Linked DNA regions of Homo sapiens: region 1 is linked to region 2. A link is an interaction called in ENCODE POLR2A ChIA-PET data of the cell type or tissue named here. Cell type or tissue: Panc1. All regions are shown on one strand.

Evidence for each region. Peaks named below come from ENCODE experiments on the same cell type or tissue, not always from the same donor. Only the 100,000 strongest peaks of a DNase experiment are listed, where the experiment ranks them.
Region 1: POLR2A ChIA-PET joins it to region 2 with 12 read pairs; 2 of 35 experiments call an interaction of 5 or more read pairs at or near these places.

What each region holds. Positions count from the first base shown.
Region 1 is chr15:43,833,471-43,841,470 of GRCh38, reverse strand. WDR76 (WD repeat domain 76) reads right to left here. Exons shown (of 13, transcript NM_024908.4): 3 at 6,321-6,410; 4 at 5,255-5,310; 5 at 1,743-1,866. Among named protein-coding and RNA genes, the nearest start is that of WDR76, 10 kb to the right of the region's middle. In Panc1, no CTCF peak of the experiment used is centred here; no DNase peak of the experiment used is centred here.
Region 2 is chr15:44,099,782-44,107,781 of GRCh38, reverse strand. All of the region lies in intron 1 of FRMD5 (FERM domain containing 5), which reads left to right. Among named protein-coding and RNA genes, the nearest start is that of FRMD5, 91 kb to the left of the region's middle. In Panc1, no CTCF peak of the experiment used is centred here; DNase peaks (open chromatin) are centred at 3,931, 4,681 and 4,931; H3K4me3 peaks cover 393 bases; H3K27ac peaks cover 6,814 bases.

The DNA.
Region 1 (8,000 bases), 270 kb after region 2:
TGTAATCCTAGCATTTTGGGAGGCCGAGGCGGGCAGATCATGAGGTCAGATTGAGACCATCCTGGCTAACGCAGTGAAACCCCATCTCTACTAAAAATACAAAAAAATTAGCCGGGCGTGGTGGCAGGTGCCTATAGTCCCAGCGGAGGCTGAGCCAGGAGAATGGCATGAACCTGGGATGCAGAGCTTACAGTGAGCCAAAATCACAGCACCGCACTCCAGCCTGGGCAACAGATTGAGACTCCGTCTCAAAAAAAAAAAAAAAAAAACAAAAAAACAAAACTTAGCCAGGCGTGGTAGCACACACCTACAGTCCCAGCTACTCTGGAGGCTCAGGCATGAGAATCACTTGAACCCGGGAGGCGGAGGTTGCAGTGAACTGAGATTGTGCCACTGCACTCCAGCCTGGGTGACAGAGGGAGACTCTGTCTCAGAAAGAAAAAAAAAAAAGAAATACCAAAGTGCACCACATGTATTAAGTGTCGTTTGACAAACTGTGGTTTCAGTTGCATATATGTGTGATAGTTACAATGTAAATAAATATATATATATATTTTTAAATTAACGTCTCAAGTGATGCTCCCACCTCAGCCTCCTGAGGAGCTGGGACTACAGGCACATGCCACCACACCCAGCTGATTTTTGTATTTTTTTTGTAAGAACAGGGTCTCTTGATGTTGCCTAGGCTGGTCTCAAACTTCTGGGTTCAAGCGATCCTCCTGCCTCAGCCTCCCAAAGTGCTGGGATTACAGGCATGAACCACTACACCTGGCCACAAATATATTTCTTGTGGGCTGAGGCTTCAAAAAAATTTGAAGCTACTCTTCTATGCTGCTTCCCATAACACCTAGATTTGCAATTTGCTCCCAAAACACCAGCCTAATTAGTGCTATCTTCCTATTTACAATTAAACACTTACATATAAAGTATTAAAAATAGGTGTTCTTGAATAAAAAATATTTAGAAAATGTTTGCTAAATAAAACTCTACTCACTAAAACTACACATTATCACGTATTTATTAACATTAATAACTATATTCTATTGATTACTAAGCCCCTAATATGTGAGAAACTTTATAGATATGATTTCATTTATCTTTACAGTAGCTCTTTGAGGTTTTTTTTTTAAACTGACATAAAATTGTACATATTTACTGAGGGTTCTATTATTGCTGACTTTTTTTTAATGGAGAAACAATCAGAAAGGTTAATTAACTCACCCACAATCCTAAGCAGGTAAGTCCTGCAGAAATACAGAATCCAATACAGTCTTTACGACTTCGAAATCTTACTCATTAAAGCGTACAAATGGGCCGGGCACAGTGGCTCACACCTGTAATCCCAGCACTTTGGGAGGCCGAGGCAGGCAGACCACTTCAGGTCAGGAGTTCAAGACCAGCCTGGCCAGCATGGTGAAACCCCGTCTCTACCAAAAATAAAAAAAATCAGCCAGGTATGGTGGCATGTGCCTGTAATCCCAGCTATTCGGGAGGCTGAGGCAGGAGAATCGCTTGAACACGGGAGGAGGGGGTTGCAGTGAGGCAAGATCATGCCACTGCACTCCAGTCTGGGCGACAGAGTGAGACTCCATCTCAAAAAAACAAAACAAAACCATACAACATTCAAGTATTAATGAAATATAAAATTAAACATAATTTAATGAACTTTTAGTCTAGTTTCAACACTTCAAATTTTTCAGTATTTTATTACATTAAAATATTATATTTGCACATTTCCTTACAGTTTCATCTGCTACTAATGTCGGCGGTGTTGGAGCTGCTGGTAATGAAACTCCCGAAGGATCAACTTTTAGTAATCGCATTGACCTTCTACATCCAATCCCATTTTCTCTCTTAGGCTTCTTTCTAAAGGAGTGGGGAAAAACTCATGTTATACTCACAAAACAATAAAATGTATTTACTAATACTAAAGAGATAACTTCTAGGAATATATACCACAGATATATTTATAAACTGCATAGATATATATATACATGGCCACAATTATCTTAATAAGAAGTATGGAAAAAACAAACCTAAATGTTCATCAAAAAGAGGTGAGGTCTGTTAAATTATGGTATACATATCTAATAGAATAATACGCAGCCATAAAAAGAATGATATAGATCTTTATGCACTGCTGAAAGGAACCCTTGGTTATAAAAAGCAAAAACAAAGTCCAGTACATGTATACAAAAAGGTTACATATACACATACATTTGTACATGCTGAGGTTACCTTTGGAGGAATACACATAAAACTACTACTTCTAGGGAAAAGGCCTGGAAAACTAAGGTCTAAAATAGGAAGGAAACTTAAAACGTTTCACTGCATTCCCTTCCATACACTGTAGTTTACTTTTTAAATAATATACATTCTCTATTTTTTTATGCACTATTTTTTCATTTTTAAAAAAGTAATTCATTTTAAAATGTTGGGGAAAGAGAAGCCTCTGAAATTATTTCCAAAAATTCACATAAAAAATTATCAGTTATAGTCCACATTACTTCGAGAATTAGTAAAACCTACTGATTGAAAGTATACTATATACTAAAAACTGTAGTCAACATTCCATCTCATATTTAATCCTCAAAAAAGACACCTGAGTATATGGAATAATATGGGCTGTCATACAATCCTAGAAATCTACTCCTAGAGAAACTCCCATACATAAGCACTAAGAGACTTAAGAATGTTTGGAGCAGCACTTTTCATAATAAAAATAACAACTCAATTGTTCATCAACAGTAGAATAAAATGTAGTACATTCATACAGTGGAATATCATATAGCAGAAAAAAAGAACGAAATAAAGCTGTGCGCATCAACATGGGTAAATTTAAAAGCATAAATATGTAAAGATGAGCAAAATAAGAAAATCTCAGAATATAAAAAAGGCATATTGTATGTGAACACCAAAAAAAGACAAAGCTAAACAATATAGTGTTTAAGGATACACTCACTGGTAGTAAAACTATAAATCAATAGCCAGGCACAGTGGCTCACACCTGTAATCCCAGCACTTTGGGAGGCTGAGGTGGGTGGATCACTTGAGGTCCAGAGTTCCAGACCAGCCTTGCCAACATGGCGAAACCCCGTATCTACTAAAAATACAAAATTTAGCAGAGCATGGTCATGAGCACCTGTAATCCCAGCTACTCAGAAGGCTGAGGCATGAGAATTGCTTGAACCTGGGAGGCAGAGGCTGCAGTGAGCCAAGATTACACCACTGTACTCCAGCCTGGGCAACAGAGCAAGACTCTGTCTCAAAAAAATAAATAAATAAAAATGAAACTATAGGCTGGGCACAGTGGCTCACGCCTGTAATCCCAGCACTTTGGGAGGCCGAGGCAGGCGGATCACGAGGTCAGGAGATTGAGACCATCCTGGCTAACACGGTGAAACCCCGTCTACTAAAAATCCAAAAAATTAGCCGGGCGTGGTGGCGGGCGCCTATAGTCCCAGTTACTCGGGAGGCTGAGGCAGGAGAATGGCATGAACCTGGGAGGTGGAGGTTGCAGTGAGCCGAGATCGCGCCACTGCACTCCAGACTGGGCAACAGAGCGAGACTCCATCTCAAAAAAAAAAAAAAAAGCAATAAATAAATGCAAGGAAATATTACCACAAAATTCAGCATAGTGGTTGTATCGGGAGGGAGGGGTATATATGGGCCTTCAGGGGTATTCGTAATTTCTATTAACCTGGATGGCAGGTACATGGATGGGACCTGTATAATTTTTCAACTACACAAATACATTATATGTACCTTTTTATATGTATATTTAATAATTTTCAAAAAATTTAAATCCTTCTAGATTAGCATAATGCCAGCTTTACAGAAAGAAAAATTATATAAAGTATCCAAGGTTACTGTCATAGCTGTAAGTGACTGAATCAAAACTTGAACCCAAATTTGCTAAATCTCAAAGGCTACACTTCTGCGCTACATTACACAACTTCCATACTATCAACTTGCTACTGCCTATACAACTATTAAGGGCTAGAATTTTGTGATTTAGGAAGAAATCACCAATCTTGGCTAATAAAAAAATGCAAATGTAAAGCTACTAATCAGCGGGCAACAGGACCAGTGCTACTGTTTTTCCAGTGTTAATGATGTTCCTCTTATAGTAACTTTTCACACTTGAAAATACCTGGCCATGATTAAAGGTCCAGCTTTTCTCAAGCTAATTGTCCTGTAACAGAATCAAACCAAGTAAATGAAGCTACATTTCATTAGGAACTGGCACTAAACAAATGAGCTAATGATACCAAGATTTTAGTTTCTTCATTTATATGTAAGCACTGCTAAAATGCAATGGAGATAATTCAAAATTTAAACACCCTTGAGTTCAAATCCTAAAGCTACCACTTATAAGCTGTTTTGACTTTCAGCAAATAGTTGTTTTTTTTTGTTTTTTTTTTTTTTGTGAGATGGAGTCTCACTCTTATTGCCCAGGCTGGAGTGCAATGGTGCAATCTTGGCTCACCATGACCTCTGCCTCCCGGGTTCAAGCGATTCTCCTGCTTTAGCCTCTTGAGTAGCTGGGATTCAGACATGTGCCACCACACCCGGCTAATTTTTAATTTTTTTTTTTTTTTTAGTAGCGATGGGGTTTCTCCATGTTGGTCAGGCCAGTCTTGAACTCTCGACCTCAGGTGACCCCCTGACTCAACCTCCCAAAGTGCTGGGATTATAGGCATGAGCCACTGCACCCAGCCAACAATTTTATCTTTTGAGCCTGATTTCTAACTCACAAAATGAATATATTACCTACCACATGCAGTGGTTGTCAGAGTTAAATGAGATAATATAGGACAAAATTGCTAGATCACTGCAGTATGTTTCAGAGATATTCAATAAATGTTAATTCCTTTCCTTTATTCTAGGACTAAGAAAGCAAAAACAAATTGAGACGCAAAAAGATAGCCAGAAAAATTAAAAGTAAGTAGAAGAATCTTTAATAGTTTTCTAAGTGACAGTAATTTAGTGGAAATAAAGATTTCCCTTCATTAGTAGCAACAATAAATATAAACAAAATTCAGCTCTCCATTTTATTTGCTCCATATTCCTTTGATGAAGATGAGAATTGTAAAGTTATTAAAGGGTAGCATTCCCTCAGAGATCCTAGAGGGACTGAGATTAAATAGCACTTTATGATCTGTTAAGCTTACCACACCAAACCATTTTTTTCAAATTATAAAACAGTTGAGCAATGTATCATGGTTCAGGCATTGCAAACTAGATATTTTACCTTTTGGATTTAGGAGGCTGTCTCTTCTCTATCATTTCACGGAGTCTTGCAGCAGACTGTAAAGTATAAAAATCATGTAAAAATGTTATAACTACGTATCTTACCTTTTAAAATATTAAGCATCTGCTACTATACCCACACTAAACTAAGGTCTATTCAGGAACTAAAGATCCTTAAGATAGGCCATGAGTCATGATCAGCGCCACTGTACTCCAGCCTGGGCAACGCAGCGAGACCCTGTCTCAAAAAAAAAAAAGACAGGCCAGGCATGGTGGATCACAACTGTAATCCCAGCACTTTGGGAGGTCAAGGCAAGTAGATCACCCGAGGTCAGCAGTTCGAGACCAGCCTTACCAACATGGTGAAACCCCATTCCTACTAAAAATACAAAAATTACAGGCGTGGTGGCGGGCGCCTGTAATCCCAGCTACTTGGGAAGCTAAGGTAGGAGAATCACTTGAACCCGGGAGGCAGAGGTTGCAGTGAGCCAAGATCGTGCCATTGCACTCCAGCCTGGGCAACAAGAGCAAAACTCCGTCTCAAAAAAAAAAAAAAAGACAAAAAAAATAATGCCTTAGAATCAACAGAGTACAGTAACCTCTTCCTATTAAGCACAAAACCTGCTCCAATTTTACCCTCCCTCATATGACACTATGAAACCTGATATGTTATTGACCTGGTGGGAGTTATGACATCTTGGGTTTTACGGCTCTTGTTGTTGCTGTTTTGAGACAGGGTCTGGCTCTGTTGCCCAAGCTGGAATGCAGTGGCATGATCATAGCTCACGGCAGCCTTGACTTTCCAAACTCAAGCCATCCTTCCACCTCAGCCACCCCAGTAGCTAGGACTCCAGACATGCATCACTATGCTCAACTAATTTACTTTTTATAGAGATTGGGGTGGGGGGCGGGGGGCGGGGGGCGGGTCTCCGTATGTTACCCAGGCTGATCTCGAACTCCTGGCCTCAAGCGATTCTCCCATGTCAGCCTCCCCAAGTGACAGGATTACAGGCGCTACCCACTGTTCCCGGCCCTGCATCTTGCTTTTAAATAGACTCCACACAAACCTCAGACAACTGAAGAGAAGCAAAAAAGTCTGCGTTTTCTGATATGTTCTTCAGTCTCTTCCTTTCGTAGGGTGACAATCCCGAAAAATCCTATAAAATTACACCAAAAAGATTCCATTACTTTATATAATCTACAGGAAAAGCACTTCACAAAACTACATGTTTCATTTTCTACATGAATACTTTACTTCAAATTGTACTATCTCTATTCATTTCATCATCTTACCAAAACAGACGTTTGCTGAATTGGATATTTCAGTAAGTCTGGATTTGGGATACCCCCAAAATATCTGTATGGCTTCCCAGTTAAGAAGTGATCTGATATTAGAAATCAAGTAGTATGATCTAGTAGCAAATTATTTCCTAGTGGCAATTAATTGTACTATTACACAAAAGTTATTTTTGGCCAGGGGCAGTGGCTCACGCCTGTAATCCCATCAATTTGGGAAGCTGAAGTGGATGGAACACCTGAGGTCTGGAGTTCAAGACCAACCTGGCCAAAATGGTGAAACCTCATCTCTACTAAAAATATAAAAGTTGGTCAGACGTGGTGGCTCACACCTGTAATCCCAGCACTTTGGGAGGCCGAAGTGGGCAGATCACCTGAAGTCAGGAGTTCGAGACCAGCCTGGCCAACATGGTGAAATCCTGTCTCAACTAAAAATACAAAAAAAAAAAAAAAATTAGCCAGGTATAGTGGCAGGAGCCTGTAATCCCAGCTACTCAGGAGGCCGGGGCAGGAAAATCGCTTGAACCTGGGAGGTGGGGGTTGCAGCAAGCCGAGATCGCACCATTGCACTCTAGCCTGGACAATAAGAGCGAAACTCCGTCTCAAAAAAAAAAAAAAAAAAAGTTATTTTTTTCCAACAAAAAAACTTCCCTTAAACGCAGTAGAGTGAGTAAGTACATGTCTCTACTTTCTCCTAAAAAGCCACTAATGTAACAGTAAGCTAATTTTTTAAAACCCTGAGATATAAGGCAGTATATTCAGGAAATAGCAAAATACTGTAAGAAAAGAAAATTCAAAAAATAAGAACTCAATAGTTTTTAAATCCATGAAAAGGCTTAAATTTAGAAAGTAGAACAAAAAGATAAACACATGAACAGAAAAGACAAAAAAATACTCAGTCTTAGAGGTCCAATATCCAATTCATTGTTCGAGAAACTGCTGAGAAATTGGAAGAGAATCAATTATTAAAAAATAATATAAATGGCAGGCCGGGTGTGGTGGCTCACGCCTGTAATCCTAGCACTTTGAGAGGCCGAGGCAGGCAGATCACCAGGTCAGGAAATCAGGACCATCCTGGCCAGCATGGCAAAACCCAGTCTCTACTAAAAATACAAAAATTAGCCGGGTGTGGTGACACACGCCTGTAGTCCCAGCTACTCGGGAGGCTGAGACAGAAGAATTGCTTGAACCCGGGAGATGGAGGTTGCAGTGAACCCAGATCATGCCACTGCACTCCATCCAGCCTGGGCCACAGAGCAAGACTCCGTCTCAAAAAACAAACAAACAAAAAAAAAAAAGAAAGGGCTGGGAGCAGTGGCTCACGCCTGTAATCCCAGCACTTTGGGAGGCAGAGGCAGGCAGATCACAAGGTCAGGAGATCGAGACCATCCTAGCTAACACAGTGAAAGCCCATCTCTACTAAAAAATACAAAAAATTAGCCGGGCATGGT
Region 2 (8,000 bases):
CCAATCCTGGCCTTTATGCAGCATATTTTAAGAACAGTAATTTTTAATGTATTTTCAGCATGTAAAAATAACTTCAGCATTTCTAATTTTAAAATCTCATTAACATTTTTTATATTTTAATGGAATGTTAAAAAATTTATCAGTTGAATTCCAATCATGCAGCTTCATGAGAGCTGTTGCTTTCCCCCCTCTAATCATATAACCTTTGAGCAGCATTTTTCGGCTGATAACTACAAATCAAGAGAGAATAGATATCCAAAAGAGGCAGAAGAGATGTGTAATAAAGAGCATATGAGGACTGAGAAAGATAAAAAGATGGGAGTTGTGTGGAATAGAATTGTTAAAGTGGTACATTTCCTACCCAAAAGATCAATTTTTACTTAAGGTTTCGTTCAGACTTTTGTCCTTCTGTGTCGTTCCTGTTTTTGGTTTTGTTGGTACAGAATTACTTTTAGCTTCTTTATTATTTTTCCTAAGACTGGTGATGTTTATACTACTTTATTACCACTCTTCCTTGGCTTTGCCTCTCTGTCCTCAGCTATTTTCTCTAGCTATGGTTAAGGTTGTATCCCCCTTCCCTTCCTTTATATCTTTTCATTTGCCTATCAACCTTCTCAAATATTTCGTTTGTGAATGAAAATACATTTTGTAATTTGTGAAACAAACAACCCACAATACCATTGTGCTGGGGCCCTGGGTGGTCCCTGACACCCTTTCAGAGAGTCCTTGGAGTCACAGATATTTTCAAAAAATGCTAAGGGTTATTTATTAACTTTTCTTTTCTTGAATTGATGCATATTTTAAAAATTTCTCAGTTTAAACATCTAAAATGGTAAAAATATACCATATATCATCCACATAAACAAAGCTCATTGATGTTCTCAGTCATTTTTAGCAGTGTAAAGGGGTCCTGAGACCAAAAAGTTTGAGAATGGCTAATGTATTTCATCAGCAAACTAAAAACATTTATTAAGCAGCTTTGTATTTTCAGTCCCAGTACTAGTTGTGTAGAATCGGTGGCAGAACTTTGCCTCACAGTTTAGAGGTGAAGACATACTTCTCAAAGGATAAGTACAGTTGGAGTCAGTAAGTGCAGAGATCTTACACACCACGGGAGTCCAGAGGGAAGTATACTTAACTTGTGATTATGTTACTGGTGATAGGGGAGGGGTCAGTGAGAGGCTGGAACCACATTTATTAAGCCTTCCTAGAGGAGGTGACCACTGAACCAATTATTTTAAAAATCAGAATGAGGCAGGTGAAGGATGGTTGTAGGAGGCCTTCTAGACGAAGCAGCAGGAGCAAAGACAGGGAAGCAAAGAGTGCAATATGTACAGGCAAACACAAGCAGGCCTCTGTTACTGCATGCAGGGTGGGTTTAAAGAGTAGTGGCAATGAGGCTGGAGATATGGCAGGGAACAGTTCTTAGAGAGTCAGTTTTAGCCTTTTAGGAGTTTAGACTCTATCCTTAAAGGGAAACCCCACATTTATTTATTTATTTATTTTTGAGCACATATGTGGTATTAGTTCGTCTTTCTATGCATGAAGAATTTGGCTTATTAAAATAATTTTAATTATTGGGTATCAGACCCATTTGTAAACAGAAAAATACAGTTAAGTGTTTTCTTAGGAAACAGAATGTAACCGTACTTTTTAAAACATCGTACAGCCATGGATTCAACCAACTGTGGATGGAAAATGTTTAGGAAAAAAACAAGAAAAAATAATAAAAAACCAATACAGTTAAACAACCATTTACATACATTTACATTGTATTAGGTATTATAAGTAACCCAGAAAGATAAAGTATATAGGAGGACGTGCTAGCTTATATGCAAATACTACTCTATTTTATATAAGGGACTTGAACATTTGGATTGTGGTATCTGTGGGGGTTCCTGGAACCAGTCCCCAAGGGGCAACTGTAGTGAGCTTAATAAGAAGAAATTGTGTGGTAAATACTCACCATCCATTTAGTTCTAATGGGCAGTAGTAATTATGGGTTTTCTTGTCGAAGCTAATGAAGGTAAAAAATAGGTCCATTTTTTTAAAGACTAAGTTGAGAACTAATAGAGCTAAAAGCAGTACAGGCATGAAAGGAAAAATGACAAGCTACAAATAAATAGTAGTAAAGTGAACTCTAAACCTTTAAATTCTCAACTCAGTATAAATGACAAAACATGTTACCAAATCTGCATCATTTTTATTGCCACCATTTAAATCTAACTGATGGTTTCCTACAACTAGCACACTAAAAAAAATGAAGAACAGAAATGTATTTCCCACAGTCTGGGAAGTTCAAGATCAGTAAGTTAGCGCCTTGGTCACTCTGCTTCTAGGATGGCACCTTGAATAGCACAGGTGTTTTAAAGAAATTTTGCCTTCCACACCTTTGAAATAATTTGAGCTGGGCACAGTGGCTCACACTTGTAATCTCAGCACTTTGGGAGGCTGAGGCAGGTGTATTACTTGAGCCCATGAGTTAGACACCAGCCTAGGCAACATGGCAAAACCCTGTTTCTACAAAAAATACAAAAATTAGCTGGGCGAGGTGTTGCGCGCTTGTGGTCCCAGCTACTCAAGAGGCTGAGGTGAGAAGATCACTTGAGCCTGGGACATCGAGGCTGCAGTGAGTTGTAACTGTGCCACTGCACTCCAGCCTGGGTGAGACCCTGTCTCAAAAAAAAAAAAAAAAGAAAAGAATTTGAGTGATATAGGCTCTTTACTACCATGTATGGTACTACTATGAAAGTTTTATCAGCATTATTCATGATAGCCAAAAAGTGGAAGTAACCCAAATATCTGTCAGCTGAGAAATGAATAAATAAAGTGTGGTATATCCATATAATGCAATATTGCCAATAAAAAGAAATATATGTTTTCTACATGGATGAGCCTCGAAAACGTTATGTTAAATGAAAGAAACCAATCGAGAAGACTACATATTGTATGATTCCAGTTACAGTCATGTGTCATTACTTAACAACAGGGTATGTTCTGAGAATAGGGTGATTTTGTTGTGTGAACATCATAGAGTGTACACAACCCTAGATGGCATAGCCTACTATATATACTACCCAGGTTATGTGGTATAGCCTATTGCTCTTAGGCTACAAACCTGTATAGCATGTTACTGTACTGAATACTATAGGCAGTTGGGACACAATGGTAAGTATTTGGGTATCTAAACATAAAAAAGTACAGTAAAACATCAAACATCTTTAACGTATGAAACATTAAAAATGGTACACCTATATGGGACACTTACCATGAATAGAGCTTGCAGGACTAGAAGTTGCTCTGGATGAATCAGTGAGTGAGTGGTGAATGAATATGAAGGTCTCAGACATTGATGTACACTACTATGGATTTAATAAACACTGTACACTTAAGCTACACTAAATTTATGTAAAAATTTTTTTCTTCAATAACAAATTAAGCTCAGCTTACTGTAACTTCATGAACTTTTAGAATATTTATACTTTTTGATTCTTTTATAATAACACCTAGCTTAAAATATAAACACATTGCACAGTTGTACAAAAACATTTAAAAATATTCTATAAGCTTTTCGCTATTTAAAATTTATTTTTACTTTTTAAACTTTGTTAAAAACTAAGGCAAACACACATTAACCTGGGCGTACACAAGGTCAGGATCATCATTATCACTGTCTTCAATCTCCATATCTTGTCCCACTGGAAGGTCTTCAGGGGAAATAACACACATGGTTAATGATAAAAAGTATAGTATAATAATACATAAAACAGTAATAGTCATTGCTATTATCAAGTGTTATTTACTGTACATAATTATATGTGCTATGCTTTTATATGACTGGCATTGCAGTAGGTTTGTTTACACCAGCATCATCACAAACATATGAGTAACGCATTACATTATGATGGCTATGACACCACTAGGCAATAAGAATTTTCAGCTTCCTTTTAGTCTTATGGGACCACTGTCATATATGAGATCCATTGTTGACCAAAATGTTGTATGAGCTGCATAACTGCATAGGCAAATCCATGGAGACAGAAAGTAGATTAATGGTTTTCCAAGACTGGGGAAGAAGGAAGTTGGGAAATGGGGAATGATTGCTTGCTAATGGATATGGGAGGATTTCTTTTTGGGGTGATGAAAATGTTCTAAAGTTGATTATGGCAAAGGTCGCACAACCTTATGTATGTACCAAAACCCACTGAATTATACACTTTAAATAGATGAATTGTATGGCATATGAGTTATCCCTCTATAAAGCTGTTTGATCTATCTGTATTTCAACAGTTAGAGTGATAACTTGAATATTGAAAACTTTGAAAATACATGTTGTGAGGGAAGGTAAAACGCCAAAGACTACATTTTACCAGTATATGTCTAATCAAAACTATTCCATAAAACTCCTTCCTAATTTGAATAGAATGATTTTTTCCTTTGAAGGTAAAAATCCTCTATATCTTTTACCATTTTATTAATATTTAATTCCTTCTTCCTTCTTTCTGGAGAAACTTTGGATTCTGACAGAGCTCCTTCTATACTGACCTGACAAGTTCTCAGAGACTGGTACTGTTGCAGCTAATGAGTCAAGTGGACACTCATGCTGGCTGTGTTCCCAAGACTATTCTTACATTAGGGCAAATGGCATGAGGACAATGCATCCAATGTATCAGGCACAAAGAGGTTTTTCTTCCTAATTGACCATGTGTGTCCTCCTTTCTTTGAATAATAGGAGGAAAATCTCCCTACCATGACTTTTGGAATTCCTTCCTTTCCCTCTCCTAGTACCCAAGGTTATGAGTGTAGGCAAGGCTTTTGTTCCAAAGCTGTCATCTCCTTTTATCAATTTCCCCTTTTCATTCCTTTTAGGTCTCCAAGCCTCAGAGCAGAAGGCTGTGACTAGTGAGCCTTTCTGATTTGTTTACTCATTCAGGCACACACAGTGAACAGCTGGGAGTCCAGCCAGTTTTGTTATACTGTTGCTTGTCTAAGTGATTCCCAAGTGAGTCAGTGAGACCTTAGGTCCAACTCTGACCATCCATTTGGTTAGTGGTTTGGGTAGGCTGTGGACTGGGAGGCTTTTTGAACTCTTACATGGTAGCTTTTGAGCCCTTACCCTTTTGTTCTGCAGGCAGAATGAAAGTCTGCTTGGGAACTCCTGAAAAGCCTCCCATCTTCAAACAAACACTATATTTAATTCCAAGCTAGGACAATTTCTTTCTTTCCTTTTCCTATGGAAGAGTAGTCTGTTTGTGAGATCTTCATTTCCATACCCTGATTTCTCCACAGCCCTGTTTCAATTAGCTTTTATTTCCATTGATTTGTCAGATCCGTTTACCAGAAGTACATTCTTAGATTGAGGACCTCCTTCATGCCAAAACCTTCTGTCCTCTTTTGACTTAACTTTATGTGATAATATTCCTGACAACTCCTTCCTTCTCAGAACTCAATCTTTCCTTGAGTGGAACTCAACTGATGCTTGTTGGATTTGACTATATTTTTCACACTGTAGCATCCAGGCTTACTTCTTACCTTTCAGCTGATTCATCTTTGTTTCTTGCATTGAACTACACATTCCTCACATTCTCTAATCAGAGTATTCTCTGAAGGTTCTACATGCCAGTGCATGATCAACTGCATCTGGTTTGTATTTAGACCTTGTGGTCCAGGGGAGTGGATATGTCCAAGAGGTTAAAGGTATGCAAAGAATGGATAATGGTGCCAAGTGGACTGCTTCTGCCATTGAGTGTGATACGGCAGTCACCATAAGAATAAATTACATGGCTTTCAACTAGTCAATAGTCCAAAGCTTTTCAACCCTGCAATACCTTAAGCCAGAGTTTCTAGACTTTGGTAGCGGTTTAAAATAGATTTCTGGAACACCTCCAAATCTGTGATTTAAACTGTCTTAAAGTTGGGCCCAGGAATCTGTGTTTTTGAAAAGCACCCAGGTGTTTCTGATAGAGTTGGTTCAGGCATCATTCTCAGAGGAAACAATGTCATAACCACCTTTCCTTTAGTAACAGGCTCCATCCCTAGAGATTTAGAAAGAACTAAGAGTAATCTGCAAAATATAGTAAAAGTTGCCTAGGACCTGGAATGTATCTACTTGTGAAGTAACAACAGTACTCATCATCTTATGTTTGTTCATCCTCACCTTGGGAACAAGTACATTCATTGTCATTTATAGAAAAGATCCAAAAGAAGCAGGCTTACCAGCTTTCATGATAAGTCTATTTTCACCTTCATAGGAGTTTCAGAATCATCTGTAAGAGGCCTGGAATCCAGAGGCACCCAAGGGAATTAGCAACAAGAAATACATAGTAAGTAGGTTAGTTAATGAGGCTATGGAGTTAGTATTGTTTTACAGTGTTTAAGATACTCTACTATGCCTACATTTTGGGAAAGATGTGTATCTTGTGACATTTGTACTTGATTTGGTTTGATTTCATACCCTGCCTGCTATCCACAAGCTTGCTTTATATTCTTTCTGGGGGAAAGCCCCTCAGAATCATGTGAATAGCTGCCAGGCCACAAAGCTGACTTCTCCACCCTGGCATCACAGAGTGGGAAAGACTAGTTTATTTCCTTCTTTTCTTTTTTCTTTTCTGTTTGTTTGTTGTTTTTTTTTTTGAGATGGAGTATCACTTGGTTGCCCAGGCTGGAGTGCAGTGGCGCGATCTCGGCTCACTGCAACCTCCGCCTCCTGAGTTCAAGGGATTCTCCTGCGTCAGCCTCCCGAGTAGCTGGGACTACAGGCGTGCACCATCACACCCGGCTAATTTTTGTATTTTTAGTAGGGACAGGGTTTTACCATGTTGGCCAGGATGGTCTCGATCTCTTGACCTCGTGATCCACCTGCCTCGGCCTCCCAAAGTGCTGGGATTACAGGCGTGAGCCACTGTGCCTGGCCCCAAGACTAGTTTATTTCTAGCTGCAGGAACTAGTTCCCTTGTTTAGGCCATTTAGTCTAATGAATAAAAAGAATTCAGAAAAACCGGGTTTCTTTCCATACAGCAACTTCTTTGGGAGGTAAAGAAAAAGAATCTTAGTCTCAGAAGTCAAGCTATCTGTGGTTCACATCTGCCTTGGGAGATAGCACCTCCTTGCACTGTGTCTCATTGATGGTTGTCACTTTCTGTTGTTACAAGAGAGCTTGGGTCCCATGTGAGGTCACTAATATTAATAATGTAGAAGTGGTTTTTAGTTCAGAGGAGCAGCTTGTCAACAGCTTGTATTTTTAAATATTGTACTAGGAGGAAGTATACTGTATTCATAGGGTATGTGCTTCTTTATTAGTAATCTTAATGCATTTATGAGCAGTTTGACATACACTAATTATTTATAGTGCTGTGGATTCCATTTGCTGCTAGGTGACAATGTGGAGAGTTGGGATGCAAAACTGTGATTAAGAAGCTATTAGTTGGCCTGGCACGATGGCTCATGCCTGTAATCCCAGCACTTCGGGAGGCCAAGGCGGGTGGATCACCTGAGGTCAGGAGCTCAAGACCAGCCTGGACAACATGGTGAAACCCCCTCTCTACTTAAAAAAAAAAAAAATTTAGCCGGGTGTGGTGGCACATGCCTGTAGTCCCAGCTACTTGAGAGGCTGAGACAGGAGAATCACTTGAACCCGGGAGGTGGAAGCTGCAGTGAGTCGAGATCATGCCACCACACTCCAGCCTGGGCAAGACAAGACCGAAACTCCATCTTAAAAAAAAAAAAAAAAAAAAAGAGAAGAAGAAGCTATTAGATACAGTCAGGATGACTGGATTTCAGCTTTTGTGTGGCTAGACTCAGAGTGTAGGGGGGCTTTCAGAGTGCTTGTTAAATGCTCTGGGTTAAATCAGAAAGAAGGAAAGCTAGCAAAAATTGCTTAATCAGAATAGTTCGGTTGAACTCATACAAGCTTATCTTTTTAGATGTTGTGGAATTCTTTGCAACTCTATAATTAATTCCAGATTGTTCAGATGTATTTCTAGTGCCAGAGATAGTGTTGT